Regions from separate parts of the Homo sapiens genome. Here regions 1, 2, 3, 4, 5 and 7 are each linked to region 6. A link is an interaction called in ENCODE POLR2A ChIA-PET data of the cell type or tissue named here. Cell type or tissue: MCF 10A. All regions are shown on one strand. Links, peaks and the distances in the headings refer to the core of each region. The heading gives the core; the rest is flanking DNA.

Region 1 (4,521 bases), core at 143-4,142, 71 kb after region 6:
TCACAGCCTGGGACATCTTCCTGCTCTGCCTCTTCCAGGTCTACCCAAATCCTTCTTGCCTTCCGATGCACAGCACACCAATACCTTCCCTGATTCACTCCAGCTGAATAAGATGCTCTTCCTATTGCCCTTGCTGCCCGGGGCTTGGATGTGATTCTGCTTTATATTATAGTTAATAGTTTGTAAGTCTTTTCCCATTCCTTGGAGTACATTTTTGGAGGGCAGGCACACACTGAGCTTTGTTTTCAAGCTTTACCTGAGCACTTGGTATGCGCTCAACAAATACTGAGTCGTTAAAGGACTCAGTCTTTCTTCATCAATCTTCATCAATCTGCACCTACTTGGTGCACAGCACTCTGTTGGGCACTCATAGGAGACATGAAATAGGATGAGACTTGATTCTAGCCCTCAATGCACTAAAAATCTCTGATGGAGGAGCAGGTACAAAGTGATTCTACAGAGGACAGCTTGAGGTCACTAACAACCTGGGTAAGATAGGTCACAAGGCCAAAGGCTGGAAAGATTTAATGCCTGGCTTTGAAGGGGCTAAAGCCCCCAGACCTTGCCCTGAACCCAGTCTGATGCTTCAATCAGAGCCTCATGGCAGTAGGAGTGTGTAGGCTGGGTGTTCTACTGGAAACGACTAAATTATCCTACGGGTCACCAATTGATTTATTTGCTAATTGACTGGCCCAGCTTTGGGCTTTAAATCTAAAGAAATCATTTCATCCTTTATTAAATACTGCATGAGTCTCAGTCTTTGTTCTGCAGGGCTATACACAATATACCAATAAAACTTGAATTTACACTACAATAGTTATGCCACTAATGACCTTCAAATGCCACTAATACCATACATGCTCCACTTCTCGGCTGGATCTGAACCTGTCAGTGAATTCTGAGCCCATCGACCTCCCTCTGACACAGAGTCGACCCCCTTGCCCATGCCCGCCCCCAGCCTCCCACATCATTCCATGATTTCATTTCTGAATCGGTTACTATTTGGAGACCCCAATTCCTTTACACCTACTCTTTTTATCTGGTAGACAATACTTTATTCGGAAATGTTCCCTCCTGTAATTACAAATCTTGTTAGTCATCCTCCTCCTCTCCCCAGGAGGATTGTGGGCTTTAATTAATTAATGTGGTTAAACCGCTTTGAGGTGCCTGGTTGAAAGGTGCTATATAAGTGCAAATTATTATTATGGCTGTTGACATCCCATGGCGGCAAAGCCCTCAGCCCTACACATCTAGAGACCTGAACAAAGGCTTCTTCATCTTCACCTTCCCTGCTAGGTCTGAAATCGCTAGCTCAATGGTTTAGGAGCAAATCTGTTACCATCTCAACAGCAATCAACTAATTAATCCCCATTATGTCAGCTTCCGTTTCCTTCTTCCAAGCAGTACGGTCCTGTTTTATTTCACAAATCACACCCCCATCAACTCTAGACAAAGGTCACAGTATCCCTATGGCTTCTCTTGGCCTAAAGGAAAAAAAAAAAAAAGAGAAAGTTTGAAAAAAAAAAATTGTTATGAAATGCACTAACTTCCCACCAGCAACCTAAATGGAACTTTCCTCCAACAGCAGTCCTCTTTCATACGTATTGCCCACAGAGCCACTGGCCTTGCAAACCAGAGATCCAGAAACACAGCGGAAGTGTGGGTTAGGGTCCCGCAGCCCTGGCTTGACTAAGGATAGCTATAGACAAAAGGGGAGTGTCGCTGCACTGGGTGGGAAGAGGTCATCCACAGAAGCAAGCACCCCTCTTCAGCTTTCTCTATGACCCCCAAGTTTCCCCTGAGAAAGCCAGCTGCCATCTGTAGCCAGGAAGCCCTCACAAAGGCAGGGGACCATGATTTAGATGTTTTGTGCTATATCTAGCACACCACAGTCCTTAACAAATGCCCAATACTTCCACTATGATGGTAGCCATTGAAAGCAGCCCTGTGGGGGAGACTTGGCCTCGCATAGGGACGCGGCTGACCAAAACACTCCTTACAAGGTTGTGCCTCACACCCTTTGTTCCAGTGGATGTGGGCAAGCCTCAGGGGGTCATGTCTTCATCTGCCTTCATTTATCCTCCCTATTGAAGGGCTCCTTCAGGACACTGGTCAGCCTCTGTGGGAAATGATTTGGAGAGCAACAAAAGAACCTGGGCTCTCTGGGAGGGCTTCAGAATTCAGTAAACATCTGGACATGGAAGGCCAGGTTCTCAAGCAGTCTAGCTGGGGAGATGTCAAAAGAGAGAAAGAGCTGTGTCTGCAATGCAAGCCCTTAGTTCTGTGGCGACATTTGTTGTAGAAAGACACAGACACCCCAGTAGGTAGATAGGAAGATTTTTCAAAAGCTCCTCTATTTGTCGGGTTTTGTGAGTTCAGTGCACTGTTTGTCAGTTCTCATGGCATGTGTGAGGAAACAGAAGTTTCGCATGGCTGGCGAGCAGCATGTGATGGGTGTTCTGACTCTGTGTGAGCTATGAATAACCTGAGGTTGCATAAGCCTGTCCTGGTAGTTGCTGTTAAGCTGTCTGTTATCCTTGAAGTTTGTAAAGCCCTCATGGGTCAAGATGACTTACTGGATTCTCACCCACGAGCACATTTTAATTGACAAAAAAATTAAGCACTAAGTGGCGAAATGATTTACACTTCATCGGTGAAATTCAGGATCTGAACTCTTGACTCTCAACGTTGCCTTTATTGTTGAGTCAATCCATTTAGAACACATTAGTCAGCATGACTCAACATTCACTACTAATCAGCATTAGTGATGGAACTAATCAGCATTCCCCAGTGTCCCTGAATCTATCCTCAAATAGCAAAAGAAATTGGCTTCTGTCAAGAGACAATGGAATGCGGTTTTTGTCAGTATTCACAAGCTGAAATCCAGTCCAAGTCCCACGTACTCTCAAGAACCTACCTCAGTCATCCTACTTGGAATAAGTCTATTCCCTTTATCCTTCTATATTCCACTGTTTGAACCTTGGTAATAGGTATCACAGTTGGCTTTTGATTAAACTTATTTAACTACATCTCTCCTAACTAGATTCTGGGCTACTAAAAGGAAGGGACCTTTTTTTTTTTTTTTTCAGCCTTATATCTCTTGACCCCTGAGCACCATGCTTTGTGAACAATAGATGCTCAACAAATATTTGCTGAACTGAACTCACTGAAATGCAGCTTAAATCATATTCCAGAAAGAACATGAAGTTCTTTGGAAGAGACTTTCAAAGAAAATCAACAACCTGAATTGATTTAACATATTTTGGTACTGTTACCTGGCCATTTTTGCAAATGCAAATTGTTAACTCTGCAAAGATAGCCAAGTGGCTTCCAGGTTCTAAAAGAGAAATGTAAATCCAGTCTAACTATAGTCCAGGCCTTGGAATAAAGTTTTTCTCAATAATGTTATTTCAACTGATATTTTGTTTCATTTTTTTTTTAAAAGTGGAGGTAGGAAAAAACATTTTGGAAAAAAAAAAGTGTTTGGTCTATGACTTTGGACCCAAGTTCATGCCCTGCCTTGTGCTATAAGCAATAGTAGCTCTCATTGAAGTTTCTTTCCTGGATACTGCATAAAAGCAAAACACATACTAAAGTTCCTTCCTGAAGGAGATTCTGTTTTGGGTGGGCAGAACAAGATTTTTGGGTGCTGATCCTTGGTGAAGTGATACCCTTTCTCTTCTACTTTAGAGTCTGGAACCAAAGAGGGTCCTGATGGCACTTTTCAATACATACAATATTTATGCTGCATTTTAAGAGTATAACTCTATTATGCAACAAGCCCAGCCCTTACGTCTGTACTATTGCACCTAATCTCTGCAACTGGGCTCTTCAGAAAGGGCTGTGTCACCGAATATTCATTTTCTTTTCTCATGATAACAGAAATCCCGAAATTTAGCTGGGTATATGGCCACCCAGATTAATGACTATATTTTTAGCCTTTCTGATCATATATTTACAGACTGGCCAACATCATATAAACAGAAATAATGTGTATAACTTCTGGTTAATGTCCTTAAGGGATGGGGGATGCTTTCTCTCCCACCACCATTCTCTATCTCATGCACATCCTGCTACTGGGATGGAGGGCATGATGCTGAACCATTCTGGACCATGGTAACGGCAACATCCTAGGTGTGACAGAGCAAAAAGTCAATGGCCTGGGCTCTTCGATAGACATGTAGAGCTAAGCTGCCAAACCAGCTCTGGACTGCATTCCTCCTCGGCACTACAGGAGGAAGCAGTACATCTCTATCATGTATACCACTGTTAGTTTAGGTTATAGTTACACCTGGCCAAACTTATAATCTAACTGCACTCAGGGACTTCGTTGAAGGATTATTGTATCAGTATGACCAATCCATTTTAGCTTAGAATTTCCAGATTCAAATTTCAGGACAGGCCTGAAGTATCTCAACAGAGGCTCATGAAGCCTGAGAGGTAAGTTGTCACAGGGGCTTCCCTGATGGAAGATGAGAGGGCCCAAACCCACTTCGGATTTTCTAAAATCTTAGGAGCCCA
Region 2 (4,521 bases), core at 283-4,282, 88 kb after region 6:
TATGTACTCTAAATAAAGCGTGGAAGGAAAATTGGCCATTGGGGCCCATGGGCTTCTCCTTGTAAACTCTCTCCTCCTTCTTTTATGTCCCTCTCCCCAGGTTTCTATTTTGCTCTTAGTAAATAAGCTGTCAGCTAATTATCTCTACCCCTAAAGTGAGGGCTGGTAAACCTTCACGCATTAGCCCTCTCAGGTGTGTCTGCATTGTAATATAAGACTCTCAAAAAAGAGAAATGGTCTGTCATGATAGAAAGTGCAATAGGACTTGGGTGGGTAGGGGAGACTTCCAGGGTTCCTACAGTAATAATGCTGATGAGAACAACAACAACCAATGGACGTTAATCTTCACAATAATCCTCAAAGGTAGGTAGCTTATAAGTACTGAAGCTGGGTTCCAACCCAGGCTACCTGGTTCTGTACTACCTGGTCTGTACTTTTAACCACCATGATGGCAGCTCCCAATCTGCCACATACAACTCAATCTACTTTTCTGGGATAATACATTAAATGAGGCAGGATACATAACAGCAAATAAGGGCTTTTTTTTTTTTTTTTTTTCCCTGCATGGATATTGCATGATTCAAGACAAAGAAGGGAGCTGGACAGGGTATCCGTGCGGGCTGCCTCAGCTGTTCGCAAGCTTCCACACTGGCAGTCTTCATTCTGCCCTTCATCCCTGAAAGTCTAAATACAAATGTCACCTCTTCCAGAAGCTTCAGCCGATTTCTCCAGCCTAAAGTCATCTCTCTCTAATCTCTTCATACTTTATCTGTACTCTCTAATTATTAGTTTTCTTTACTGTTTTATGGTTAATGTTACCTCAATTTAACATAATCTATTTGACCCATTCTTGTTGTTGCTGCTCCTTCTGGTCCCACAAACCTCTAGTGTGGTGCTATATACGTAAGAGAAGCTTCATTATGAAATACAAGAATGAATGAGTGAATAAATGCACAAATTGATGACCCACAGAAGCTCTACTGATTCATATCCATTTTTAGGACTTATCTGGTTCCCTCTTCCCAGAGTTAGGGGACTCAGAAAATGCCATAGAAAACAGCAGGCTTCCCAGTCAATCACTGCCAAGATTCTTGGCTTGGCCAGGCCCAAAGTCAAGTCTTTGGTTTCAGCTTGCTATAGCATCACATGTTTTTCCTGGCCTGATCCCACTTCCAAGAGGCTCAGAAAGTGGAAAAGGAGCCACAGAACAGAAAGTGCTGGGCATAGTCACCCCAGGCCTTCTCCAGGATGGCGACACCTTCTAGGGATAGTGTCTGGGTCCTCCTTTTTAAAGTATAGGTGTGGCCCTCATCTGAGGCAACCCAGCCCAGTCCTTCTCCATGGGTGGCTAGGAAGGCCAGTGTGGAGCAGGCAGCACAGAGATGTCAGGAACCTTGGGCACAGGCTACCCTGGAGGCTGCTTTTGTTTGTTTGTTTTTTTGAGATGGAGTCTTGCTCTTGTTGCTCAGGTTGGAGTGCAGTGGTGTGATCTTGGCTCACTGCAACCTCCGCCTCACAGGTTCAGGTGATTCTCCTGCCTCAGCCTCCCGAGTAGCTGGGATTACAGGCACCTGCCACCACACCCAGCTAATTTTTTGTATTTTTAGTAGAGACCAGATTTCACCATGTTGGCCAGGCTGGTCTCGAACTCCTGACCTCAGGTGATCCACCTGCTTCAGCCTCCCAAAGTGCTGGGATTATAGGTGTGAGCCACTGTGCCCGGCCTGGAGGCTGCTTTTATAGACTTCTGGTCCTGGCAGTTTACATGAGTTCCTGCAATACAGCCCCAACCTTAGGAAAAAGTGAGTTTTGCCTATGTGGCCCAGGAAAGCAGACATGAATAGGCGGCCATGAGGCTGAGGGTAAGCTGGCACTGATTCTTCTACTTTCTCTTCTCTAATTCCTGTGCCAGGAAGGCTTCCTGTACACCAGTCATGAATTCTTCCTCTCTTCTATTTCCTTCCCCTTCCCACCCCAACCCCAAATCTCACATTGGTTGGGAGGTGAAAGGAAGAGTGAAATGACCTGGCAGAGGAAAAGTATAAGCAGAAGAGTTTCTTCCTGTAAGGACAGGTGGTAGGACTGGCTTTCTTTCTATCCCTGCTATCTGCTATAAGATGTGGGGCCCAGAGACAATGTAATACGTTCAGCAAAGAGAAGTTCAGCAAGAAGCAATTGAAGTAGATAGCTCCCCAATATGACTTTGCATCCATACACAATTTCCTGTCCTGCTAGTTTTTTAATCCTGTCTCAGTCTCCCTCATGATCAGCAAGATTACGTGGTCGTTGATAAATTCAGTGGGGATTTCCTTGTTGAATGTGTCTGATGCTTTTCATCTGCATGCAAGGGTCCTGTCGAGAAATTAGGGAGGAAGCCCACTGACTGAAATGTCCTTCTACAGGGACCCTATTATCTCACTTCAACTGGAGTCCTAGGCTAATAAAACCCATTGGTAAGTTAAACAAACCTTTCCTCTAGCTATGCCAAGTGTCTGCGACAGAAATCCTTCATGCCAGGGTTTTCCTCCTTGTCCAAGACTTAGAAAAAAGTTGTTTTCTCAGCTGCTTTGAAGCTCAGGAAGAGAGCCAGGGAGGCAAACAAACCAGTTAGTCTTGCATCAGATAATTCAACAGGCTTTTGATAACCCCAAAGTCTTCTGTCCCTTCCCAGGTTGAGCTGAACTCTCCAAGCCAAAGGACAGAAGGGCCGGAAATGCTCCAGACAGGAAGATCTGTGACTGGAATGAGGCCATAGGATCAGGGGAGCTTGAAGTGTACCCAGTGATCCTCACAGGAATTCCCCATTGTGTTGCGAGAGCTGGAGGGAAAGGTGGCAGAGGTCCAACTCCCAGTCTGTAGTTGGATCTTAGACTGATTAGAATCTGCTTCATCACTTGGAAAATCACTCTGCATGGAACACTGAAGCCTCAACACCAGCAGCTTTGCAGGATTATGCGGGCAGAGCAGAGAATGAGTTTAGCGGCATCTAAACTGCCTTCTCATAATAGAAGAGCAAGATCTGTAGAAGTAATACAGTGCTGGAAAATGGCAGGATGGAAAAATGAACTGTATTTGAGCAGGCATGAATTTATTAATTTGTCTACATGTGGCCTACTTCCCAAGTTTTTCTACAGAAATTAGGGGACATAAAGTAAGCTGATCTGAATCCCTAAAAAATATAATATAAATAATAATATACAATATAATAATATGATATATAAATAATATAATTGTAGTCTCTGGGAAGAGTCTCTTAGGAATTTTGACCCTGAGGTTATAAGATCCTATTTCCTCATAGAATATCATTATGCTCTTGTATAACACCTCTCTGGTGATTGTTTTCAAAATGTTTACCTATAATATAACACATCAAGTTCCCAAAGTATAAGAAAGTATTGCCTAGAAAAGAGCTAGGGCTCCTTAAAGAAAATATTAATTTTTTCTGATCAGTAGGATGTTAACTTAGTAAATTATGGAATAGTAAATAGTTCAGGGTCAGAATGACATTTTGAGTTTACGGTTTTTTCCTCAACATTTTATTATGAACCTTTTCAAACATAAAACAAAAGTGAAAGAATTTTATAGTGAATACCCATAAACATATCAACTGGTTCTGCCATTAACATTTTATTACTTGAACCCAGGAATTTGAGGTTGTAATGAGCTATGATTAGCTCTCCAGCCTGGGTGACAGACCAAGGCCCTGTCTCAAAAAACGGAAACAAAAAGACCAAAATAATTTTATTACACTTGTTTTTTAGCACATATCTATTTATCTATCAACCCATCTTATTTTTTGTTCTGGTTGTTATTACATTTCAAAGTAAATTGCAAACATCAGTACACTTTTCTCTAACTACTTTAGCATGCATATAGTTAACTACAAGCTTAATATTTATTAACACAATTTAAAAACCATGTTGGTTTTTTTTTTTTTTTCAGTGAACTTTACATGTGGTTTGAAAGTGTTAATAATTCCTAGGGCTGGGCGCAGTGGCTCACGCCTGTAATCCCAGCACTTTGGGAGGCTGAGGTGGGCGTATCACGAGGTCAGGAGATTGAGACCATCCTGGGTAACATAGTGAAACCCTGTCTCTACTAAAAAAAAAAAAAAAAAAAAATACAAAAATTAGCTGGGCGTGGTGGCACGTGCCTGTAATCCCAGCTACTCGGGAGGCTGAGGCAGGAGAATCGCTTGAACCCAGGAGGTGGAGGTTGCAGTGAGCTGAGATTGTGTCACTGCACTCCAGCCTGGCAACAAAGCTAGACTCCGTCTCAAAAAAAAAGAAAGTATTAGTAATTCTTCCTGAATTATACCACAATCAGAGAAAACTTATCAACTACAAATATATGGTAGTATGCAAATTTATACAGTCAAAAATATGGGCCACCAATTCTTTCTACATTAATATCAGCTTTATTTAGGTATAATATACATGCAATAATTTTTTAACATAAGCATTTAAACTGTATATTTCCCTATAACTACTGCTTTAACTACACCACATAAGCTTTGATATG
Region 3 (4,521 bases), core at 318-4,317, 230 kb before region 6:
CAGCCACCCCAAGGAGCTGGGAGTGAGTTCTTGCTGGGCTGACCTCCTCTGTGCAGTGTCTGCACAATTGGCTCAGCCTCAGTGCTCTAGGAAGGGCCCAAGGCTTGGGGTCAGACAGCAGGGCAAAATTTGAAGAGATACTTACTCTCAGGGTCTTACGAATGAGTGTCTCCCGAAGTTGCACACGCTAGGCTTCTGACTTGCTTTATTCTCATTCCAGCCCTGTCAGGCGGCCCTGGATTTGTGATCCTGCTCAGCCACTTTCAAGCTGTTTGATCTTGAGCAAGTTGCTTAACCTCTCTGAGACTTGTTTTTCTCCTCTACGCATGGGGTACAGGAAGCATACTCACCCTGCCCACATTATAGGGCTGTGGTGAGGATCAGATGAAATGGAGAGGAAGGAGCTCTGGAAATGATAAGACCCTAGACAAAGGTCATATTGAGAGTGTGGGAGCAGCTTGCAGTCCTCAGAATGACAGAGCCCTTCTCTAAAGATGTTTGAGTATCAAAACGTGGTGCTTTGCCACCTTGGCTCACTCTCTCGATTTTCTGCCTCAAACTCACATATGGTGTGTGCGTTATAGGTGGTTCTCTTGAATTTATATAGTAAAAATAATAACATGAACCAGCATTTGTGAAGACTTACCATGCACACTGGGGGCTGGGCCTCCGTCACATGGTTACGTTTGATAGTACCTGCGAGTCAGTGCTATCATTAGCCCCATTTTACAGATGGGGAAGGTCAGGCTCAGGGAGAACTCGCTATTCCCAATTGCACAGCTGTATACCACTGAGCCGGGACCCAGGTCTGTTGGGCTGCAACACCCAGGCTCTCAGCCTCCACTTTTAAAAGGAGGCAGATGTCAAATGGCATGGGCCACTTAACAGGTCCAGGTTCCGATGTTCACCCTCCCCTGGGGACCCATAGTCATGGAGGAGAATTTCTCCTCTCAGCCCGTCCTTTCCTGAGATGTCTCCATCACATGTGGTCACCCTCTCTGCAGCCCAGGGGCCTGGGGTAGTGAGCAGAGGTTGGGCTCGCTTTCTGCCTCCTTTACAAACGGAAATGCTGAGGTGCAACGTGGTGTTGGCAACTGCGCTGGGCTCACCTTTGGGTGCAGCAGTGGCTTTGAAGCCACGCCTGGTCTCAGTGGTGCTGCTGCCTGGTTGGGGTGGAGGAAACCATATTTTATCACTCACAGGGGTGTTGTCTTGCATGATGTGTGATCAGGAGGGAGGCTGCTAAGGGCTAAGCTGATTATTTTCTAATCAGTTAGCAGCTTTATAGTCTGCTTGAAACTTGTGACCTTGGGGCTGGCTGTAGAAGGCACCAGCATGGTTGCTGGCATCGGTGTTCCCTCTTTTGGTGCCTTGTTTTCTGAGAGATACTGTCCATTATGATTAAACTGCATTCTAGCAGTTCCTCTCCATTCAAGGAAGTCATTTATTCCTGCGATTGCAGGGCTCAGAGGGGGAAAAATGGTAGATTCTCAGAGCTCCAGCCAGCAGCAGAAGCCAGCAAGGGAGGAGGAAGGAGGCACGGCCAGATCAGCACAGCCAGCGCTCAGATCCTCCCCCAGCTGCCTCAAGCTGGGGGAAGGAGGGCAGGGCTCTGAGGCTTCCTTCATTGGCTCAGGAAGGCCTGTCTCCTAAACAGTTTTTCTTCCTTTGTTGCTAACCATTTTACTGGGCCAGCCTAGAGGGCTCTGAGGCATTAGGAGCAGCCAGGCAGTTGGTTCAGTCAGACTATTAGACTTGGGTAAAAGCTGAAATAGTGCCAACTTTGGTGTTGTCCCTAACCCCTGCTTCTCTCTGTGCATCCTGTAGCTTTTGGGTTGGTTTGGAGCAGGAGCTGCATCTTCCCACACAACGGATGACACCTGCAACCCAAACAATGTGCCCACACTTGAATGGAAACCCCTTCAGCAGCGTATGGTGCTGGGGACCTTCTGGGGAGATCGCTGGAGTGCAGGTTCACATGAAAGGGAGTTAGGGAGCTGGGTTTTCTCTTCATAAGTATGCACTAACTATCTCTGGAGGCTTAGAAGTCCATCCCCACATACAAGCAAACCTGGGGCTTACGCATTGTTGCAGCTGCCACCAGTTTGGAGGCTGAAGGGAACAAGTCCTACCCTGGCCATTGCTTGCTGATGAAACTTGATGGTCACTTTCTATTTCCAGGCTTCCATTTTCTTCTCTGTGAGATAGAGGGTGGGAGCCAAAGAGTAGTTTGTTTCATGATTCCATGAATATCTTAGAAAGCAAAATGCACAGAGCCAAATTTCCTTTGCCATGCCGAATGACAGGGCAACGGAACTGGCAGTGTTGTTGCTATAAAACCCCAACTAGAGTTACAGACGGAAGGGAGTTGGTATGTCCTGTCACTGATGTCAGGTGACTCACACAGACGGGTTTGGGACTCTAGAAGCTGGCTGTCGGAACATCCTTTGAAGTGGTGGTTTTAAACACTTTTATGAACTGCAGGCTGAATGTGAACATGTAAGTCATTCTCCTGGTATGTCGTATTTTCCCAAACACGCTATTTCAAATTGAAGCATTGCAGCAACTGTCTTAATTTAGGATGTGCTTTGCATTTGAACATGCTACTTATTAGCTGACTGGTTTTTGTGATGCTCAGAGAATGAGTTACTGAAGTTTGAAGTCACAGGGAGGCAGATTTTGGCTCAGTCCGGGGAAGACCTTTTTAAGACACTGAGCTGGCCTTTGGAGGTAGTGGAGTTCCTGTTGTTAGTAATGTTCAAACAAAAGCTAGGTGTTCCCCCTACCCGACTCTCCCTCTCCTGGGTTAGGGACATTGCAGAGTGATTCTCTGACATCCTATCCAAAGCAGCCCCCTCCTCCTCACTCTCTATCTACCATTCTGGTTTAATATTTCAGTACTTATTACTCTCAGAAAGTGCCAAGTTCATTTAATTCTTGACTTGTCTGTCATTATCTCATCCAGCTTGAAGGTAAATCTGGTGAGGCAGGAGCCTGGGCTCTTGTTAATTTTTTTGTTTTGTTTTGTTTTGGTTTGAAGCAGAATCTCACTCTGTCACCCAGGCTGGAGTGCAGTGGCTCGATCTCGGTTCACTGCAACCTCCACCTCTAGGGTTCAAGTGATTTTTCTGCCTCAGTCTCCTGAGTAGCTGGGACTACAGGCGCCTGCCACCATGCCTGGCTAAGTTTTGTATTGTTAGTAGAGACAGGGTTTGACCATGTTGGCCAGGCTGGTCTCGAACTCCTGACCTCGAGTGATCCATCTGTCTCAGCCTCCCAAAGTGCTGGGATTACAGGCATGAGCCACCGCGCCCAGCCTCCTGTTCACCGTTCTATTTCATGTCAACGCTGATGCCTGGCACTCAGCAGGCACTTACCTACTGAATGGATGATTTTTCTATTGGTACAGGTGTCATAGCTTCTAAGAGCCCACGATTCTAAGGGATTAGCCCTTCAAAAGCTGGCTGTGGGTGTTTGAGGGAGCCGTGGTGTCCTGAGGTTAATGAGTAGTGGAATGAGTATTAGGAATTGGACATGTGGCCCCTCTCCGGCTGTTTGTCCTGGGGTGAGTCACCCGACCTTTTTGGGTCTCAGTTGCTTCATTTGTAAAAAGACAGAGTTGAATTCAGTTATCTTCAAGGCTCCTTCCAGCTGGACTATCTTGTGATTCAAGTACTCTGTGTTTGTACTCACTCCTCTGTTCTCAAACTGTTTGTTCAACTCTCTTTTATTAGGGGTTCTAGGCCTGTCGAAACTGAAAAAAAAAAAAAAAGTAGCCCTGGGAAGCAAAGAGTAAATATTATACAAGTGCAAATGAATTACTATTGTATTCTGTATAACAAATTATAAGGACTGCAGAGAGACTCCAAGGGAACTATTTAATTAAATAATCATCAGGTTAAATATAGCTCATTCAACCCTGGCACAAATGAACAATTGAGGATTTCTTTCCTGATATGTTTTAGCCATCTAATAGTGTGCTCAGCCACAACATACCCACTATTCTCTGATTTTAAATATACTTTATAAATGGGATCAGTTTATACTTTCTTTCTGCTCTCTGTGGTCTCTCCAGGAGATGGCTAGTAAGCCTGGATGTTTCCATTTTACTGGCGAGAAAATGCAAAATAAGCTATTCTTAATAACAGCATTAAAACAACACTTGCAAAGGATGGCACTGAATGGTGGGTGCGTGTTGAAGTGGAAGGCACAGAGATGGCTAATTTTTTTGTTGTGAAGTAAATTTTGTTGGGAAATACATTTTCCTGTTTCTGCATATGCTCCTGGAAGAACTCTCCTCTTCTGTATCCTCAAGTGTTACCCAAATGCCACACACAATAGCAACCAATTCAGAATGACCTCTGTGATGAATCAGTCAACACGTAAATGGGTATTGGGTACTAATGCAATGTAGAAGGTGCTGTATGGTTCCAAAAAGCATAGAATGTGGTCCTCATGCATAGAGTTTACATTTTAGTTGGTGAGGCAAGACATAAACTAATGAAACCATCAATTAACCAG
Region 4 (4,521 bases), core at 342-4,341, 160 kb before region 6:
GGCGAGCAAGTGCAGTCAGACCCTATTTCAAACACATGACTGCAGGCCTCCTGACCGCAGGTCTTGGGCCAAGCGACTGCTACCAAGTGACACTGTGCAGGCAGGGGAGCTTCGGTGTCTTCCCTGAGAAACTGACCAAGGCCAAGGCATACTTGGGCTTAGGTTTCCTGCAGGAACTATGGCTAGCTAGCTCACCCCGGCACACGCTGACCTTGCATCAAGGTGACCTGAACTTCATTGATGGGGAGAATGGGGAAGGGAGACATTACGTGAACTGGCCATTTATTCTCACGCTGCCAGCCAGCCACTTTCCCATGGGAAACAGACCCACTTCACCCTCACTCCCCGTCACTCAAGGGCTGAACCAGGGTTTCTGAAGCAGCCAAGTGGACCTGCTGACCTTTCCTTGTTCTTTGGGCACCTTTTGCCTGTACGTGGACTGTGAGCGCCCTTTCCCAGGAATGCCCTTCCTCCACCTGCCTCTCTGTCTGGTGAACTCCTTGTCATCTGACAAAACTGGCTCCAAAGCCTCCTCCCCTGTGAAGCTTGCCAGTTTCCTCCTTTGATGCCTCCTTCTCAGGGCTCTCTTCTCTTTCTTTGCTGGAGAGAGAGCACTTATGTAACCCACTGCACTGAGAGCTTGATGCCCGAGGCCCCAGATCCACACGAGACTCTGAACTCAGTCCCTGTCACCTTCCTGATCCAGCCTGGGGCTCCTGAATTCTTGGGGCTGAGCCTGGGCCTGAACTTTTCAGGGTTGCTGGGAGGCAGCGCCATGCCACTAGGGCTCTGAGCAACCTTTCAGCTCCCGGTGGCATCCCCAGGTCACTGTCTGACCAAGCAGAAAGTGCCCAGGTCAGGATTCACACACCACCACCTGTGGCCTTGTCTCAGCCTTACTCCGCCTTTCCTGGCTCCTCTCTGAGGCACTGATTCCTCCTTCACCCTCCAGACTCCTCCACTGATCGCTCCCTGACTCAGCACTGTCCTGGCTTGCAGAGCCAGCCTCTCCGTTCTGATTCCCAGCAACTGGGCCAGGCGGCCTTCCTGAGATGCAGTGGCTGGTTGGCACTGCCTCCTCTAGTGTGTGTTGGGGGAGACACCTCAGCCAGGCCTGAGGCTCGGGTGAGGTGGGGAGAAGGCCCAGGAGAGGTGGGGGATGAAGGTGGGGAGACCAAGGGACCAGCCTACCGTCCACAGCAGTGGTTCTTCATGGTGGGGGTGTAGGGCGAGACATTTGGCAAGGTCCAGAGAAATCTTTGGTTGTCACAACTGGCAGGGGGAAGGAGTGCTACAGATATCTAGTGTGTAGAGGCTGAGGACGCTGCTCGCCATCCTACAATGGCCAGGACAGCCCCTTAACAAAAAATAACTTGTCCAAAGTGTCAGCAGTGCTGAGGCAGAGAAACCGTGCTTCGGTGAGAAGGGATGGGGCCAGCAGGGATGGGGGCCTTATGTTTGAGAGGTGGGCTCAAGTGGGCTTCCCTCACCTGAGTGGATGGTTATCCTCAAGCCACATCTGTGGCCTCTCCGCCCCTTCCGGGCTCCTCCTGCGGAGCCACAGTTCCCTGGAGTGTCCGGGGTCTCACTGCTCACTGCTGTCCTGACCTCCCCAGTGGGGGCTGCGGGGCAGTTTCTACAGCCAGGGGATATTGGATGAAAATAGAGGAAATCTTTTACCTGCTCCCCCCATCTCCTAATTTTTTTATAAATAGAGATGGAGTTTTGCTCTGTCACCCAAGCTGGAGTGCAATGGCGCGATCAGGGCTTACCGTAGCCTCGAACTCCTGGGCTCAAGTGATCCTCCTACCTCAGAGCCCCGAGCAGCTGGGACCACAGACGCAGGTGTGCACCACCACACCAAGCTCAGTTTTTAATTGTTTGCAGAGACAGAGTCTTGCTATGTTGCCTGGGCTGGTCTCCAACTCCTCAACTCCAATGATCCTCCCACCTCAGCCTCCCAAAATGCTGGGATTACAGGTGTGAGGCAGCACACCTGGCCCTCTACTTGCTTTTATTTTGTTCCATGTCAGCCCACAGTTTCACAGGGCCAAGGGGCCAAGGGTTTTGTTACCTTATTTTTAAAATGCTATATATAAGGGACCTTTTTTCTTTTATTGATGTATAATAATAGTGTTCATTACCATGCATCGATCACTTATTTTGTGCCAGGAACTTTCACACTTTATATGATTTCATTGTCACAACAATCCTACTAGATAATATTATTATTACTCTTCGGGGAAAATATCCCCAACAGTCCGGATTGGTGACATAATTTGCCCAGGAAGCAGAGATACAAGGCAGCAGTGCTGCGATTGGAACCCAGTCTTTGACCCCCAAATCTGTAAGAGAAACCCCCTGAAGATTTCTCCTGCAGGAAGCTGATGTCTCAGAGGAGCCTCGAGTGAAAAGTGATGCGGGGCTCTTGTGTCTGCCCAAACTGTGCGGATGTGGGTGGGGGCGGCCGGGAGAGGAGCTTCAGGCAGGTAAACATGGGGCAGGGGCCTCTGGGAGACAAGAGGCTACTAGAGGATGTGGGCTGATTCTTGTGAGGGAGTGACTAATACTCACTACCATGAGTCAGCCGAGGCCTGGAAACATCCTCATCCTCCTCCCGGGGCAATGTCCCAACCCCTGATCAGTGCTCCCTACCCCTGAAATGGGTTCAGCTGCCTGAAAGGAAGCTTCCCATGAGGCTCTGGCAAAACGCTGTCCATCCTATTCTCCCAGCCCTGCAGGGAGCTCCCCAGCCTGGCGGCGGCCTGAACCCCCACTGTCCTCCTCAGCTCTGCCCAGGCTAGAAGAAGAGGGGCCCAAGGAAAAAGGAAATGGGGACCAATAGGGCAAGGAAGAGTGAGTTTCTCCAGTGCCAGGGCTGAGAGTCAGGCTCACCTCCAGGGGTCCTGGGCTATGAGGGGCTGCAGGAGGTTGGCAGGCTCACCAAGAGCCAGAGGTGGTTTTCCTCTTCTCAGTTCTTTGTTCCCTAGAGAGCCCTCTGTCTGCATTGACTTGGACTCCCAGAAATGTGCTGGTCCACCCTGGGTAGATCTCCTGGCTGGGCCTGTGGCTTCCGTCTCTGAAGGAAGGCTGGATGCACCAGGGTTTCCTCTTTGCTCTCCCATTGCTCCATACAGCCACAGGTACCCCTTAAGGGAGGTGGCGCTATCCTCTTAGGAGAGAGGAGGAGCCTAAAGCTCAGGAAATTAAATAACTCACACAGTGAAGGGGAGCTGGGGCTTGAACCCCTGTCTCTGCCTCCATGCCCCTCCCCTGGCCTTCCTTCTGCACTTCAGTGGCTCTCGTGTACAGATAGTCTCTTTGCTTTAAGGGCTCTCCTCTGCTCTAGAAAAAACCCGTGATGCTCTTGGTCCTTTCTTGACCCCCTTCTCATGGGGACCCAACCTCAAGAGCAAGCAGGACTGTGTTTCCCAGGGCTGGGGGAATGTCCAGCTCCCTTGCAAGTGGGCTTCTTCCCTGCAGAGCAGCTCGTCTGGTTGCTTGAAGTGTTACTGACACATCACTATCCAAGGACCCTGGGGCATCAAGGTGTGAACTCCCAGCCCAGGCTGCCTCAGGCAGGGATTCCCGCAGTGCTGGGCACCTGAGTGGTACCCACGGAGACTGAGGCTGGGGTAGCCTGTTTCCAGTGCTGACTGCTGCTTGCTCCCTGGCATGTGGCTCCTAGAAGCAGCAGCTCTACAATGGGGGCTGGGGCCTCAGTGGCTGCATCTAGCTGCTCAGGTGGCCTTGACCCCTGCCTGAGTGTGTGTGGGGCGGTAACAAAGTGGGGGAAGAAGCTGTGCTCACATATTTTCTTGACAGCAGCAAACATCAAAAGGGGTCTCAATCCTTAAATAATGATAACAACCCGGCTGGGCGCAGTGGCTCACCCTTGTAATCCCAGCACTTTGGGAGGCCAAGGCGGACAGATCATGAGGTCAGGAGATGGAGACCATCCTGGCTAACACAGTGAAACCCCGTCTCTACTAAAAATACAAAAAATTAGCCAGGCGTGGTGGCAGGTGCCTGTAGTCCCAGCTACTCAGGAGGCTGAGGCAGGAGAATTGCGTGAACCCGGGAGGCAGAGCCAAGTTCGCGCCACTGCACTCCAGCCTGGGCGATAGAGTGAGACTTTGTCTTAAAAAAAAAAAATGATAACAACCCAAGTTTATTGGGTCTCTATTATATTCATTTATAGTAAGTTTATGTTTAAGTACATGTATTTATTTATACATATATTGACTCATTTAATCCCTACCACACCCCAAAAAAGAGATACTTTGATGATGTCTGTTTTATAGATGCGAAACTGAGGCTCAGAGAAGGGAAGTAACTTGCCCTAGTAGTAGTGATAGTAGTGGGTTCTGACATTCTGAGTTCAGGCCTGGGCAGCTGGTTTCCAGGTCTGCTCTCTGGCCACTGTACTATATTGCCTGGGTAAGGACACTTTTGAGAAGGTCATATGGGTTCCCCTGGATGTCTCTCATGAGGCATCTATTTTTTAGAACCTTGAAGAAT
Region 5 (4,521 bases), core at 191-4,190, 290 kb after region 6:
CCCTTTACAAATAATGGTGCAATTAATTTTATTTTAATTTTTAATTTTTTGTTCCATTGCTTTTTTAATTGTGGTAAAATATGTAGCGTAATGCTTATAATTTTAACCATTTATGAGTATATAATTCAGTGACATTAAATTAATTCATAACATTACATAACTATTACCATTATCTACTCAAAATGTTTTCTTATTCCCAATAAATTCTGTACTCACTAAAAAACAGCTCCCCATTCATCCTTCCCCAAGCTCCTGGAAACCTCTATTCTACTTTCTGTATCTATGAATTTGCCTATTCCAGATACCCATATAAGTGGAATCATACAACATTTATCCTTCAATGTCTGATTTATTTCACTCAGCATGTTTTCAAAGTCCATCCATGTTTTAATGCTGCAATTAATTTGATTAGTGCAGGGGACATTCTGTAATTGCCTTTTTAAAAATTACAGATTTTATTCCTTTTTCCTGGAACCTATACTCCAGAAATAAAGTGTTAAAATATGAGCTTTGCTCTTGAAATATACTTATGTATATTAACTTTAACTTTAATATCCCTTATATGAATAAATCCAGATTTTATGTTTATGACTTTAGTATTTATCTGATTCTATTCAATCGCTTCCTGTGCCAAAAGTTTTTCTTTTTGTATCGGGTTTCAGAACTGTAGAAGGTTAGGGGCAAGAGAGATTGGTGAAGTGAGTAAGACAATAGGAAAGGCTCGGGAAGGAGGTGGGATTTAACCTGGGGCCTTGGAAATACACTAGGATAGGCCTCAGAGAAAAAGCAAAGTTTACACAGGACGAAAGAAAACAGTTTGAGAGAAAATATTAGGATGTCACGACAGATCAACCAAGCAGTGTGACTTCAGGCCTCTTTCGCTGAGAGCAGTAGAGCTGTTCCTGGGGATCCACTGGAATGAGTCTGATGAGACAAGAAGGGACATATCATGGAAGGACCTAAAAGCCAGACATAAAAATGGAAGCTTCCCCAACTGAAATTAATTCAGAGTCATCGTCATCAAATTAGATGACACCTTTAATGGACTTTCCAGTAAGTCTTTTCTGGGTGACTACAGACACCCGAATCCACCTGGAAGGATGAAGAGAGATCCTTTAATCCTTTCTTAATAGACCACTCAGCAGACATCAAATGGTCAGGTGCATGACAGAAATGGCCAGTGAAGAGGCCACCAGCACCAGCCCTGGACAGGTGACAAAGATTTCTAAAGGCTGTAACTCCAGTGACTAGTCCTCAGATTCAACACCCAAATAGGGTAAATCTGTATCCCTTTGTCAAGCTCACTGTGTCACCTGACCAAATCTAGTCAGAGGTAAGGTGCAGCACATATTTCTTCCACTGACCACAGTATAATATCCTGGATCCAGATGAACTTTTTTTGCACAGTATTTATTATTCTAATAAACCAAATGGAATGTTTAGAGATGACTGGAGCAATCTGATTGGCAAACTTACAGGGCATTAATTTTTCCAAGGTGACTGGTGCATAAAAAGTGAAACTATAGCACTCATGTAAACAATCCATCTGCCTCATTTCCCTCCCCCAGGCACCTCTAATTTTCAGCTTATATTAGCTGTAAGACGAGCTAATGTTTTTAGTGTAGAAAAATGGCATCATCCCAGACATAGAAATTACTTTAAGAAGGAAAAGCTCTGTAGCAATACACATTGTATAAATAGGCATCCATGAACAATGACTATTACATTGCAGCAGATAGGTGAGATCATGGTATGGGCAGTTGAGAAACTACTAACTTATTACAGGTATCAAAAGTTCCACTTTAGGTGAGAAAATTATGTGATAACTTTTGTCCATGAATATATATACTTTCGAACTAATCTCAAAGAAATGACTGTAACTCAACAATACAGTCTAATTGCCTCATTGTCTCAAAACAAGTCCCTCCTTGTGGGACTTTGAAAATTAGTGTGAATGATTGTCTTATAAAAGGAATTAGGTAACTAAGGTATGAAAGTAGGACTTGGAATGATGGAACCAGAACCAGGGTACAAGGGCTTTCCCAGGGGCCAGACCAGCAAACCAGGCAGGTGACCTCTAAGGTCAACTATTTCCAGATAATTACCTTATGTTTATCTTTGACAAATCTTGCTTTCAACTTCTTGTTGATATTATTAACTCTTTCTGTCAACTCTTTTTGTTTATCTCTGTCTTTGAACTCTTTCTTAGACCACAAAGAGAAAAAGTTTTCTGAAAATAGTTGAAACACAAACTCCGTAAGATATTAATGTTTTTAGTGGGGAGAGAGGAAAAGGAAGAGGAAGAAAAGGGAAAAAGAGCAAAGTCAAGGAAGAAGAGAATGAGAAAGAAAGAAAAAAAAGGGAGCATGTGAAAGAAAGAAAATACTAAGTGAAAAAGAGGAAAAGGGGAGGATGAAAGGCAAAGGAGATGGAGAAAAAGAGAATACACAGTTCTCTTTAGGACTATAAAGAGAATTATTCCAGAAGTGAAAGAATCAAAGCACTAGAGAGGAATATATTGGACTATTTTCCAGCTCCTCCTAAATTGCCTCTTGATTACTCAGTACCCAGTGGGTAATTTACAAGGCCCAATGGTATGCCTTGTATTCAAACAGACAAGAACTCTTCACAGTGTTTATCATGGATCCCTTTGGTGATTTGGTGAAACCTATAAGCCCTTCTCAGAAAAATGTTTCTAAGTGCATAAAATATATACACTTTTAAGTAAATAAAACATATAGGATTACAAAGAAAACTAATTTTATAGAAATATAGTTTCCAAAATAGCTTTGAATATTTGAAATATTAATGAATGTGCTTCTTAATGCATTAATGGCAAAATCTAGTGGTGGATCAACTACAATATTGTCAAAGTAGTGATGCGTATAAAGAATATTTAAAGGTACCTGGAACAACTGAAATGCAAGATTAACTATCTGATCTGTGGTTTAAAGTCCCAGGAACAGCTAATACTACTGTGGTTTTTTGCCCACAATCAAAATTGAAGGAAATAATCAATTTCAGTTAAAGGTTAGTGAAAATGGAGATGTGGCTTTCCTCTCATCTAAATTCATGGATCTGCTGACTGTGGAGGGTTGGGGGAGAGGGGCTGATGCTAACTAGGACAAGAACCTCCCACCCTGTTCTTATGTAAAGAATGAAACGACTTGAAGAGACAGCACCTCTTTTTTTAAAATAAATCTTTTAATCTAGGAGCAACATGAGATTCCACAAAATCATTCAGATCAAAGCTGCTGAGAAACCAACAATTCTGAAGAAATAAACAATTGCAGAAACAAGTAACATGAAGTGGCACTAATCACAAAGGCTTCTTAGAGAAGGCAAGTCCTTTCCAAGTTCCTAAAGAGGCACTAATATACTGGGGACACTGACAAATAGAAAAATTAAATATGAGCTTCACCTAACACTGCACATCAAGATAAGATCCAGACAAAATAGAGTTAATTATAAAACTATTTGAAAAACTAGAATAAATGATGCATATTTTTCTCGTTTTTAGTAATTGTTAAGACAGAGCAGGATAATATTTGAGGCCAATTATAACAGTAAAATATATAGCAATATATTTAGTGAGTAAGAGTACTGTCCACAACCCTGAGTTTGAATCTCATTTATGTCACTTCTATCTGTATTACTCTCTGTGCCTCAACTTCCTATCAGTGAAACGGAGATAACATTACCTACCCCACAGGGGGGTTACTGTAAAGCATAAATAAATACAGATTTAAAAGCTGTAGTAATAATAATGGAAACTTTTCAAAATCACTTATTAGCTACCATTTTATGTGTTTTAAAGAAATGTGTTTTGCTTAAAAGAAATTATAAAGAAAAATGCTGACATATTTGATTATACAAAAAATGTAAGACTTTTGCATATAAATGATTCCACAAACAAAATTAAAAGGCAAATGAGAAACTGGGAAAAATAACTGAAACAAATATGAGACAAAAGGTTAATAGCCTTACTGTATAAGCCAATACAAAAACACACATTAACATTCCAATAGAAACGCGAAGAACAGAAAACTAAACAAACATTCACAAAAGACAAAACACAACATACAGAAAAATTTTTCCAAAAGAAAGGTTGAAGGATGTGAGGAAATATCTTAAGTATAATGTTACATGAAAAAAAAAGCTACAGATGGCATGATACCAATTTTGTTAATAAACAAATACACTGAAAAAATCTGGAAATAAATATACTACAGTATTAAAGGTATCTCTGGATAGACAATTATGACTAAGTGATTTTTATTTCTTCTTTATATTTTTCTGCCTTTTGGAATGGAGAATTTGACCAAATTTACAATGAGGAACATTCTTTTTTTTTTTTTTTGACGGAGTCCTGCTCTGTTGCCCAGGCTAGAGTGCAATGGCATGATCTTGGCTCACTGCAACCTCCGCCGCCCAGGTTCAAGTGATTCTCCTGCCTTAGCCTCCTGAGCAGCTGAGATTACAGGCACACACCACCATGCCTGGCTAATTTTTTTGTACTTT
Region 6 (4,521 bases), core at 215-4,214:
GACTTAGTAAAAAGAAATACCTATCAGACTTCTTTTTCCCTTCATCTGGATCTTTCTATAAAAATGTGTCCAGGGCGGCCGGGCGCGGTGGCTCACGCCTGTAATCCCAGCACTTTGGGAGGCCGAGACGGGCGGATCACGAGGTCAGGAGATCGAGACCATCCTGGCTAACACGGTGAAACCCCGTCTCTACTAAAAATACAAAAATTAGCCGGGCATGGTGGCGCGCGCCTGTAGTCCCAGCTACACGGGAGGCTGAGGCAGGAGAATGGCGTGAACCCGGGAGGCGGAGCTTGCAGTGAGTCGAGATCGCGCCACTGCACTCCAGCCTGGGCGACAGAGCGAAACTCCGTCTCAAAAAAAAAAAAAAAAAAAAAAAATGTGTCCAGGGCATGGATGAAGCACTAGATAAGAGCTAACATTCTTGTGGTTAGCTGCACCAATGATTTGGTGCAAGCCACTCCTCACTGGTCAAATGAAGTTTGGGGCTCAAAGAAATGTGAGTTGTGCCCTCCTTTTCTCCCCCCATCCCTCCCCCTGGAACATTCTGTGACTATAGACTGTGGCTCAAAAACGGGGATGTTCCAAGTCTGACTCAGTCACCAGCCTTGGAGTTAGGGTTGTCCTGAGGAGATAAGACAGACAGCTGGGAGACTATCTGGTGGCTTTTGAAGAACCTGACCTACTCCTGGGGCTCAAAACCCTCAGCTCCCACTCTGACTCCCAGGGCCTGAAATGCCAGCCTCACAGTCACTCCCTGGGGATCTGAATACACCCCTACCCACTCAGGGGTCCTGTAATCAAATGCAAATTAGGTCTTTATTCAACAAAGGGGTGGGAGGAGGGATTTGCTGACAACCCTGTGAGTGCCTGGCAGAAGGCCCTGGGGACTGATGGCCCCCCATGGAGGGAGGTCAGGAAAGAAAGGAGAACAGAAAAGGGAGAGAGCTCAGAAGGGGTCAGAGGCCTCGGGCAGCCCCCACTTCATCCCCAGTGTGCCCTGGGTGGGGGGATAATCCTGGGTCATCAGCCTTGGGCATTGTCTTAGCAGTGTCAGGACGCCCACCCTGCGCATCACTGACTACACTTCCGGCCTCCTTGCATGTGATGCTCTGTGCTAACCAGCAATTCTTCAGGCCCAGAACGCACAGACATCCACTCTGTCCCTCTCATTTCTCCCAAGACCCCAAGAAGTCAGGACTCAACACTAAGAGTAGGGCCTGATGGGGCACAGCTTGGAGAAGAGGCGTGCACAGAGGGTGGAGAGCCATCTCGGAACCAGCTCCTGCGGAGTAAATCAAACTGCCGTCCTCCCCCACAACCCGCTCTGCAATCCTTTCCAATCAGGGAGTCTAAAATTACCATATTTACAGCATCTGCAGCCAAGCCAAGCACTAAACAAGATGAATAGCAGTGACGCACGAGCCTGAGTGGGAGCCGGGGTAGAAGCATGCAGCAGGCTGGGCTGGGCAGGGCTGGGCTGGGCTGGGATGGGCCCTGGGGGCAAGTGAGCCACAGCGGGAGAGTGAGGACAGTCCCAGGCAGGGGTCCTGATGGATGAACTCACCCAGCACTAAGGGGAGGTAGAGGAAGGGGTGGTGGGTGAGGAAGCCTCGGTATCTCAGCCTTCTTAGAAAAAGAGAGGAGGCAATTAACAGAGAGAGAACATGAGAATATCCTGCTGACTTTAGGTTTCTCTCCTTCCTCCTCTGCCTCCCTCCCCTTAAACTCTCCAGGAGGAACCCACTGAGGCCTCCAAGACAGGATGCCTTCCATGGAGTTTCCTTGTGTATATGTGGGGTGGGGGATTTCCAGAAGGGTTTTGCTCTGGATTCTTCCAGTGGGGATACCCATGCCTTGTGAGTTTCCTTCCCAAGCAGCCTTTTCCAAGGACACTCTGTCAACCTACACAGACCAGTGACTTCATTCCTAAAAAAGGCCTGCAGGTCTGGGTGCTTTCGTTCTGGAGGAGAGTGAGGCCAGGAATGACAGGGAGTGTGTTCTGCTTCAGGGTGTCCCAACACTTTTTGTCCAAGCCTGGCTGTTCTCTCCCCGGAAGGAAAAACGCCCAGGAAAAGAGGCTTGGTGACTCATGACCTGCTCACTTGTACTTGGAGTTTCAGAGCTAGGAGGGAGCTACAGACAACAGAGAGAGGGAAAGAGACAGGGCCAAGGAACCCGGGCTTGTGGACTCTAAGGCCAGTGCTGTGTCTCCTGCCCCGGAGGTTCACCTTAGATTCCGTGATGCTCCCGGGTGCTGAGGAGTGAGCGGGGCTCCTGGACCCCAACACTCCTTCCTTCAGCCAGAGCATCTCCATTTTGAGCTGTTTTGTGGACTGGCCTTCTCTTTATGTTTTCATTTCATTTCCCCAAAATGTTCAGTGACTTGAGTAAAGTCCCTGGCCTGTACGTGCCGACAGGAAGTGAAAGGTAACAGTGGATGGCCGGAAGGAAGGCAGAATGAGGTGTCTTTAGAAACAGATGGAATGTAGCAGGAGATGCTGAGAAAGGAGGTTAATCCCGACACAAGGTCATGATCAGCACTCACGTGTGAATCAGCCCCCAGAAGAAGATGTCTCCTCTGAGAGATTTAGAGCCAGAAGCCACCTGCACTAATCGTGCCGGAACCTGAACTCAGATCCCGAAGTGTGGGCTGTTTGTTAGGCACCGGTCTAGTCCATGACAGCCATTTGTAATAGGAGGTGAGGAGAGGCTGGATTTGCTGGTGCTTGAGTTGGAGTTGCACAAAAAAAATGTTTCCAAGCTGAGAACATCATGAAATAGGCAGACCATTCAGCACATGACTAATTCTGGCCTCACCCTCAGGGTGTGCTAGAAGGAGAAAGTCCTGATAAACTGCACAGAGGTGTTTCTGCTCTTCTCACTTGCCCAGAATTGCCAAGAGTTTGCCATTAACATTAACATGGTAAGAACTGAGTGGAGTTGGTCGCCCAAGATAACAGCTCCCATTCCCACTGACCTCTGCCCTGTCCTAGGTAGGGCCCATGCTATCCCATAGTAGCCAGAAGTCCTCTTCTCTTCTCCTCCCGCCTCTCAGAGCACACCTGTCTCCTCCCCCCAGCTCCTCTTTCCCACCCTCCAGTGGTATTCCTCCAGTTTTGGGGCTTCTATTTTTTCTTTCAACTCTGTCTGCTCTCCTTGAGTGACTTTACTCTTTGTTGGCTTCGTTTATCACCAAAAGCCTGTGACCTCAGCTCCAGCCATCTTCCAGAATTGCCCACGTATATTTCCAACTGTCTACTGGACATCTCTAGTGGAACATTCTATGGTTGTCTCAAATCATACATGTCCAAGACTGATCTCACTATCTATGCTCCCTTACTTCCCATAACAAGCCCCTCTTCACCTGAAGGTTCCTACCCTGTCTCCTCTCTCTCAGTCAACGATATCACCAGCTACTCAGACATCCACATGGAAACCTCTGGACCCTCCCTCTCCCTCACCAAGGTCTGATGATGTTAACTCTGATGAGTCCTCTAAATCTCTCCCCTTCCCTTCTATGCCACCATAGCCCCGGATTAGGCTCTCAGCACCTCTCTGCTGCTACCAGTCCTTCCTCCAGGATCTCCCAACCTTGGATGTCCCTCCATGGTATCAACTGGAGACAACTGTCTAAACACAGATCTGATTATTCAGTAAGTAAAATATTTGCTGGTGACCCACTGTGTGCCAGACTTTGTGCCCAGAACTGGGAATACAGTGGTGGATACAGTAGGGTCCCTGTCCTCGTGGAACTCACATCCCAGTTAGGGAAATCAAACAAGAAGCAAGCTAAAAAACAGATACATGAATAAAATACTTCTAAGTTGCAGGGTAGGAAATAATGGGGTGGGGCAGGTATCTGTGCCACCCCTTGTAGAAAGACCTTCAGAGGCTCCTCATTACCTACAGAACAAAGTTCAGACCCAAATTGGCAAGCAAAAGTCTTACTAATGCGGCCCAATCTATTTTTCAACTCCCTCTCCCACCACTCCCTTCTTCTGCCCAACCCCCTACTCTATATTCCATGTCCTATTCATCTGTGAATCCCAAGCCCTTCACTCTTGGCAGATAACAAGCAGATAATAAATATTTAGGGAAATCAATGTGTGGACAAGCGAATGATGGATAGGTGTCTATAGGCATGCCCTGTCCCCGTTCTTACCTCTACTCTGGTGGAACTTCTTTACAATGGCCCCTTCCTTTGGGTCTCCAAAATGTTTCTCACACTGTTTCTGCCCCAGGTACTCATAATAATGTCTTTCCTGCTAGACAGTTAAGGCATTAAAGACAAGGGCAATATTGTTCCATTCTGAAAAAAAATGCCTGGCACACAGCAGGTGCCTGAAACATGCCAGTGGAGTTGACTGTGAAGAGCCTGAAGCAAGGGGAAGTGAGTGTTGTCTTTTTTTAGACTGTTTCCTACAAATACTCCAGTGGCCATAATATTTGGGTGGAAAAAAGAAGCATGAAGATATCCACTGCCAAGTGGGCAGCCAGAGGCATACACCTCTTTGCTCA
Region 7 (4,521 bases), core at 136-4,135, 81 kb after region 6:
CATTGTAGATCAGTGAGTTCCAGGATGTGGCCTCAGGGTGCTATACCCTAAGCAAGAACTCAGCTCCTTCTAAGTCCTGGGCTCACGTCACAAGGTGCAGGTCCTAAAGGTCTGGTCCCCAGCAGGAAGACCATGTCAGGACAGGACAGGAAAAGGAAACAAGATAACCAGAAGGAGTCAGGGAAGTAGGGCTCATGGAGCCATGACATTGTGCCCCAGAGGCTGCCAACCCAGATGGTTCTTTAGCTTGTTAAGCAAGAAGGCTCTGGGGCAGCACTGGCTCCTCACCTCCACACTGGTGTCAGAATCATTGCCCACTTCATGCCATAGGATCTGCAAAGAGGAATGGGGTGGTAGCAATTCCGAGCTTTCTTGGTTTGATCCTCATGTTTTGATTGTCTCATTCTGTTAGGAAATTCTGTAGGTCTCCTTCGGCCCTACCTCAATCTTCTCTGTCAAATTCTTGCCACAACTGCCGCTCTCTTGCTCTCACTAGGGTAAATATCACTGGCCAATGCATCTTGGTTTTTGATTCTGTCTGGAGCTAGCTTCTATCAGAACCATAGCACTAATTACCACTAGCAATGGGCAGCACTGAGCATAAGCTTAAAGAAATGGCTTAATCCAAGGATCTTACCTTGAAGAACCAGGCCTTCCTCCTTGATGGTGTAGACAAATGAGGTGAAGGGAGCCAGAGGGGACTTGGCAATAAGAATCTGCACATAAAGCACATTTTTCTAGGGTTAGTCAAAGGATCAGGGATGGGCCTCTATTCACTCCCCTTCCCACTTTGAGACAAAGTGGTAACATAGGACTGTAAGTCACAAGGCTTATTTAAAAAAAAAAAAACCATTTTATAACCCAATGTTTAAATGAGTGTTATCCTTTCAAAGTGGTCACCTTAAAAGGCTGTATGCTTATTCCAACTATTCTGTCATCAAATGCCATATTCTTGAATCAATTCTTCTAGAAATAAGTCTCATTATTTTATAACACATGCTTAAATAGCTACCTTTCTGCCCAAAAATAAACCTAGCTTGATTCTCTAATTTTATTTATAAACTTAGCTGTTTTACTAAAAAAATTCAAAGCTACCTTTAAAAGATTTACTATCACTGCAAATATTCAAAATAACTTGCGAAAGGCAAAGCAATTGAAGGTTTCTTTGTTGGCCCTGGTCCTTCACCAAACCCTCTACTACGTGACTACATTTTCTATTACTTAAGGTGTAGAGCATTTCCCATGGCCCTTGATTGTGGGTTTGGGCATATGACTTGCCAGGTGGCATGACATAGGTTGTGCCAGTTCCCAGCCGAGGCCTCAAAAAGCCTCAAGTATTTCTAGTTGTTCTCTTAACGTTTGTGCCATTGTCAGAGAAAAATATGTCCATGCTAGTCTGCTATCTCAGAAGAAGGGCAATAGATACCTGAAACAGAGTTGGCCAGGAAGGCTCAGGCTAAAGAGTTGACCCCTAGAGACCCACAGATACACAAGTTAAATATCACTGTGTGCCTCTGAGATTTTGGTAGTGGAGTCATGAAGCATTAGTGCGTGCAGCAAGAGTTAACTGATATACCAGCCAAAATATCAAAAAATGTTTTCAGCAATGGCATTTTCCTAAGACAACACTTATTTTAAAGGAGATGGTTATTTGATCATTTAAAAAAATCAGTATCATTAAGCCATTATCACATCTCATATGGTTCTACAGAACCTCTAATAATTAGTAGATTATTTTATTATAGTATTTCTACTGAAGAAGATTAATTATCAGTTTCCTGTTTTACACATTAAAACATTATCAGAAACAAAGACAGTTTGAACACTGAACCGTGTAGGTAATCAGGGAGGCAAGAGAGAAGGAAGAAACAATTTCAAATGATCAAAAGGCTTATATATAATATCTTGGCCTATCTTAATTCAACAAATATTTGCTGTCAACTATGAGAAGTGGTGGGAAAATGTGATGAAAAGATCACAGGTTTTAGTCATAGGCTTGGAATCTAGCTCTTCCACTGATTGGCTAGGAGCCTATGGCAGAGCCTACAATTTTCCTCTAGCAGCCATTCCCCTTCTTCCCTTTAGTAAATAACTCCCCAAGTTTCCACATTTCTCTGCTTCTTTTGCAAGTAGGTGTGGCTATGTGACCAAGCTTTGACTAGCAGAATGTGAGTACAAATGATAGGTAGAAATTCTGGATTATGTTTTCATAAGAAAACTGCGTGCCCTCCACTTTCTCTTTCGCTCTTCCCAAGGCAGGAACCAGATCCAAGCAAATGGGTGTGGACAACACTCTGGGGATGACAAGGCAGCATGAGAGAGGGAAGCTGGGTGGCTTCAGAGAGCATCAGTGTCTCCCACTCGGGGTCACCAGTCCTCTCAGGGCAGAGCCACTTGGCTCAACCACTGTATTTTGACATCTTTGATGCTACAGTGCAGCCTGAATTCTAACCAAAACTGTGACTCTGGACAACCTAAACTTGTTAAGTCTCAGTTTCCCCACCTGTAAAATGGTGATAAAAACACCTTCCTAAGTGGCATTATTATGAGGATTAAATTAAGTATACAAAATACCTGTCACTGTGTCAAACACAAAATAAGTTCACAATAAATAATAGGAACATTTCCAACTAACCCATCACATATGGTTCCCTTAACCCTCACTCACCAAATAACAATATACTTGGCTCCTACCAGAAGAAAGTCTCCAGTTGAGTTGCAGTAATTTTTACAAATGTTCTAAAGTTATTTAGATACACTAATTCATCATTCTCAGAACCAATGAGAAGAAAGTATAGGTGGGAATTTACACTTTCATGTCAAAAATATCTCATTTGAAAATTAAGGTAGATTGCTTTCTGCCTGAGACAGTTCGGAGATGGTTCAATGTGAATTTATTTATTTATTTATTTATTTATTTATTTATTTATTTATTTTTTTTTTTTTTGAGACAGAGTCTAGCTCTGTCACCCAGGCTGGAGTGCAGTGGCGCAATCTCGGCTCACTGCAAGCTCCACCTCCTGGGTTCACACCATTCTCCTGCCTCAGCCTCCTGAGTAGCTGGGACTACAGGCACCCACCACCACACCCAGCTAATTTTTTATATTTTTAGTGGAGACGGGGTTTTACTGTGTTAGCCAGGATGGTCTCAATCTCCTGACCTCGTGATCCGCCTGCCCTGGCCTCCCAAAGTGCTGGGATTACAGGTGTGAGCCACCACGCCTGGCCCGGTTCAATGTGAATTTTAAGGATATCCCTTAGAAGGGGAATGGCATGGTAGAAGAAAAAACAGTGGTTCTCGATTTTAATGTGGGTTTGCATCACCTATGGGTCCTGTTGACCTACATATTCTGATTCTTTAGGTTTTGAGTGGAGCCTGAGAGAGTCTGCATTTCTAACAGGCTCCCAAGAGACGATGATGCTGTGGTTCATAGACTACATTTTGAGTAGCCAGGTTCTAGGCAATTAGCCTGATTGAAGAGTCTAAGATGGAGAAGCAAGAGATGGGAGATGTGGGGCCAGTTAGGAAGCAACTCCAATAATTCAGTGATGAGATGATAAGGGCCTAAACTATAGCTGTGCCAGAAAGAGTGGTAAAAAAGGAAATGGATAAGATAAACGTAAATCCTTTAGATCAAATAGCAGTAAAAATAAACTAAACATATAAAAAAATCTCAGATCTTTGTTGTCTGTATGTAGCAACTAGACATGAAACCAAAAGGGTGTAAATAGCAATAAATAAAGTATCATGCTATATTTTTAAAAATATTACCCTTTTTATTTTATGCACTGCAGAAACTGAGACCCAGAAAAAAAGAATGTAATATTTCAATGAGACACAAGAATGGCATCTGAGCCTAAGCCTTCCAACTCTGTGGTGCTAACTCCACCTTCTAATAGCCAGTCTATGAGCAAGCCCTGAACCCCAGCCAAAAGGATCTCACACCTGGAGGGACCTCTCTGCCGGAAATCAAAGAGTTCGGACAGGTCACTGATTAATGCACTGTCCTTCTGGAGCAGGATTTATAATGAGTCATCAAAAGGATGATCTGTGTGCAGTCAGAAAAAAGGAAGTGATAAGTTATGTCAGATGAATTCCATTTCCTTTCTTTGGAAAAGAACTTCCAGAGTGATAGATCAGAGGGCTAGCACCAATAAAAAATATCTGATTTCAGCAAAAAATGTGACAAACTCTCTTGATAGCCTTCTGGATAAAGTGAAGATAAGTTGAGCTGGGTGCTAATACCATTAAGTGGACTTGTGAGTGACCAAAAGGTCAGTAGTAACCTGGTGAGGGGCAGCAACCTCTAGTAGAATGTACAGAATTCTAGCTTGGTCTTACTGACTTGAATAAGATTGCTGATGTATTCAATTACACCCATACAACAAATATGAAATCTAGCAGGGAACAGAACTGACAAAAACTGCTCCTCTAATAGAGCTTACATTCTAAAGAAAGATAAGAAGTACAAAATAAATAAAATATGTTATGTTCAATGAGTATATGTGCAATGGATGAAA

Evidence for each region. Peaks named below come from ENCODE experiments on the same cell type or tissue, not always from the same donor. Only the 100,000 strongest peaks of a DNase experiment are listed, where the experiment ranks them.
Region 1: POLR2A ChIA-PET joins it to region 6 with 15 read pairs; 9 of 35 experiments call an interaction of 5 or more read pairs at or near these places.
Region 2: POLR2A ChIA-PET joins it to region 6 with 15 read pairs; 6 of 35 experiments call an interaction of 5 or more read pairs at or near these places.
Region 3: POLR2A ChIA-PET joins it to region 6 with 16 read pairs; 21 of 35 experiments call an interaction of 5 or more read pairs at or near these places.
Region 4: POLR2A ChIA-PET joins it to region 6 with 10 read pairs; 2 of 35 experiments call an interaction of 5 or more read pairs at or near these places.
Region 5: POLR2A ChIA-PET joins it to region 6 with 28 read pairs; 2 of 35 experiments call an interaction of 5 or more read pairs at or near these places.
Region 7: POLR2A ChIA-PET joins it to region 6 with 25 read pairs; 7 of 35 experiments call an interaction of 5 or more read pairs at or near these places.

What each region holds. Positions count from the first base shown.
Region 1 is chr14:68,474,611-68,479,131 of GRCh38, reverse strand. RAD51B (RAD51 paralog B) reads right to left here. Exons shown (of 11, transcript NM_133510.4): 11 at 1,039-1,484. The coding sequence ends at 1,468. Among named protein-coding and RNA genes, the nearest start is that of RAD51B-AS1, 210 kb to the left of the region's middle. RefSeq lists enhancers at 2,573-2,792, 1,789-2,988. In MCF 10A, for the core only: no CTCF peak of the experiment used is centred there; a DNase peak (open chromatin) is centred at 2,461.
Region 2 is chr14:68,457,374-68,461,894 of GRCh38, reverse strand. All of the region lies in intron 9 of RAD51B (RAD51 paralog B), which reads right to left. Among named protein-coding and RNA genes, the nearest start is that of RAD51B-AS1, 230 kb to the left of the region's middle. In MCF 10A, for the core only: no CTCF peak of the experiment used is centred there; a DNase peak (open chromatin) is centred at 2,764.
Region 3 is chr14:68,778,060-68,782,580 of GRCh38, reverse strand. LOC107984709 (a long non-coding RNA gene) reads left to right here and starts at 2,384. Exons shown (of 2, transcript XR_001750793.2): 1 at 2,384-2,499. RefSeq lists an enhancer at 1,302-1,803. In MCF 10A, for the core only: no CTCF peak of the experiment used is centred there; a DNase peak (open chromatin) is centred at 2,430.
Region 4 is chr14:68,701,362-68,705,882 of GRCh38, reverse strand. No RefSeq gene overlaps it. Among named protein-coding and RNA genes, the nearest start is that of RAD51B-AS1, 18 kb to the right of the region's middle. RefSeq lists an enhancer at 489-1,012. In MCF 10A, for the core only: no CTCF peak of the experiment used is centred there; DNase peaks (open chromatin) are centred at 982 and 2,592.
Region 5 is chr14:68,252,920-68,257,440 of GRCh38, reverse strand. All of the region lies in intron 7 of RAD51B (RAD51 paralog B), which reads right to left. Among named protein-coding and RNA genes, the nearest start is that of RAD51B-AS1, 430 kb to the left of the region's middle. In MCF 10A, for the core only: no CTCF peak of the experiment used is centred there; no DNase peak of the experiment used is centred there.
Region 6 is chr14:68,545,269-68,549,789 of GRCh38, reverse strand. It overlaps a transcript of RAD51B not described here. Among named protein-coding and RNA genes, the nearest start is that of RAD51B-AS1, 140 kb to the left of the region's middle. RefSeq lists an enhancer at 1,722-2,313. In MCF 10A, for the core only: no CTCF peak of the experiment used is centred there; DNase peaks (open chromatin) are centred at 529, 1,379, 2,049 and 2,789.
Region 7 is chr14:68,464,367-68,468,887 of GRCh38, reverse strand. RAD51B (RAD51 paralog B) reads right to left here. Exons shown (of 11, transcript NM_133510.4): 10 at 638-716. Among named protein-coding and RNA genes, the nearest start is that of RAD51B-AS1, 220 kb to the left of the region's middle. In MCF 10A, for the core only: no CTCF peak of the experiment used is centred there; DNase peaks (open chromatin) are centred at 2,117 and 3,927.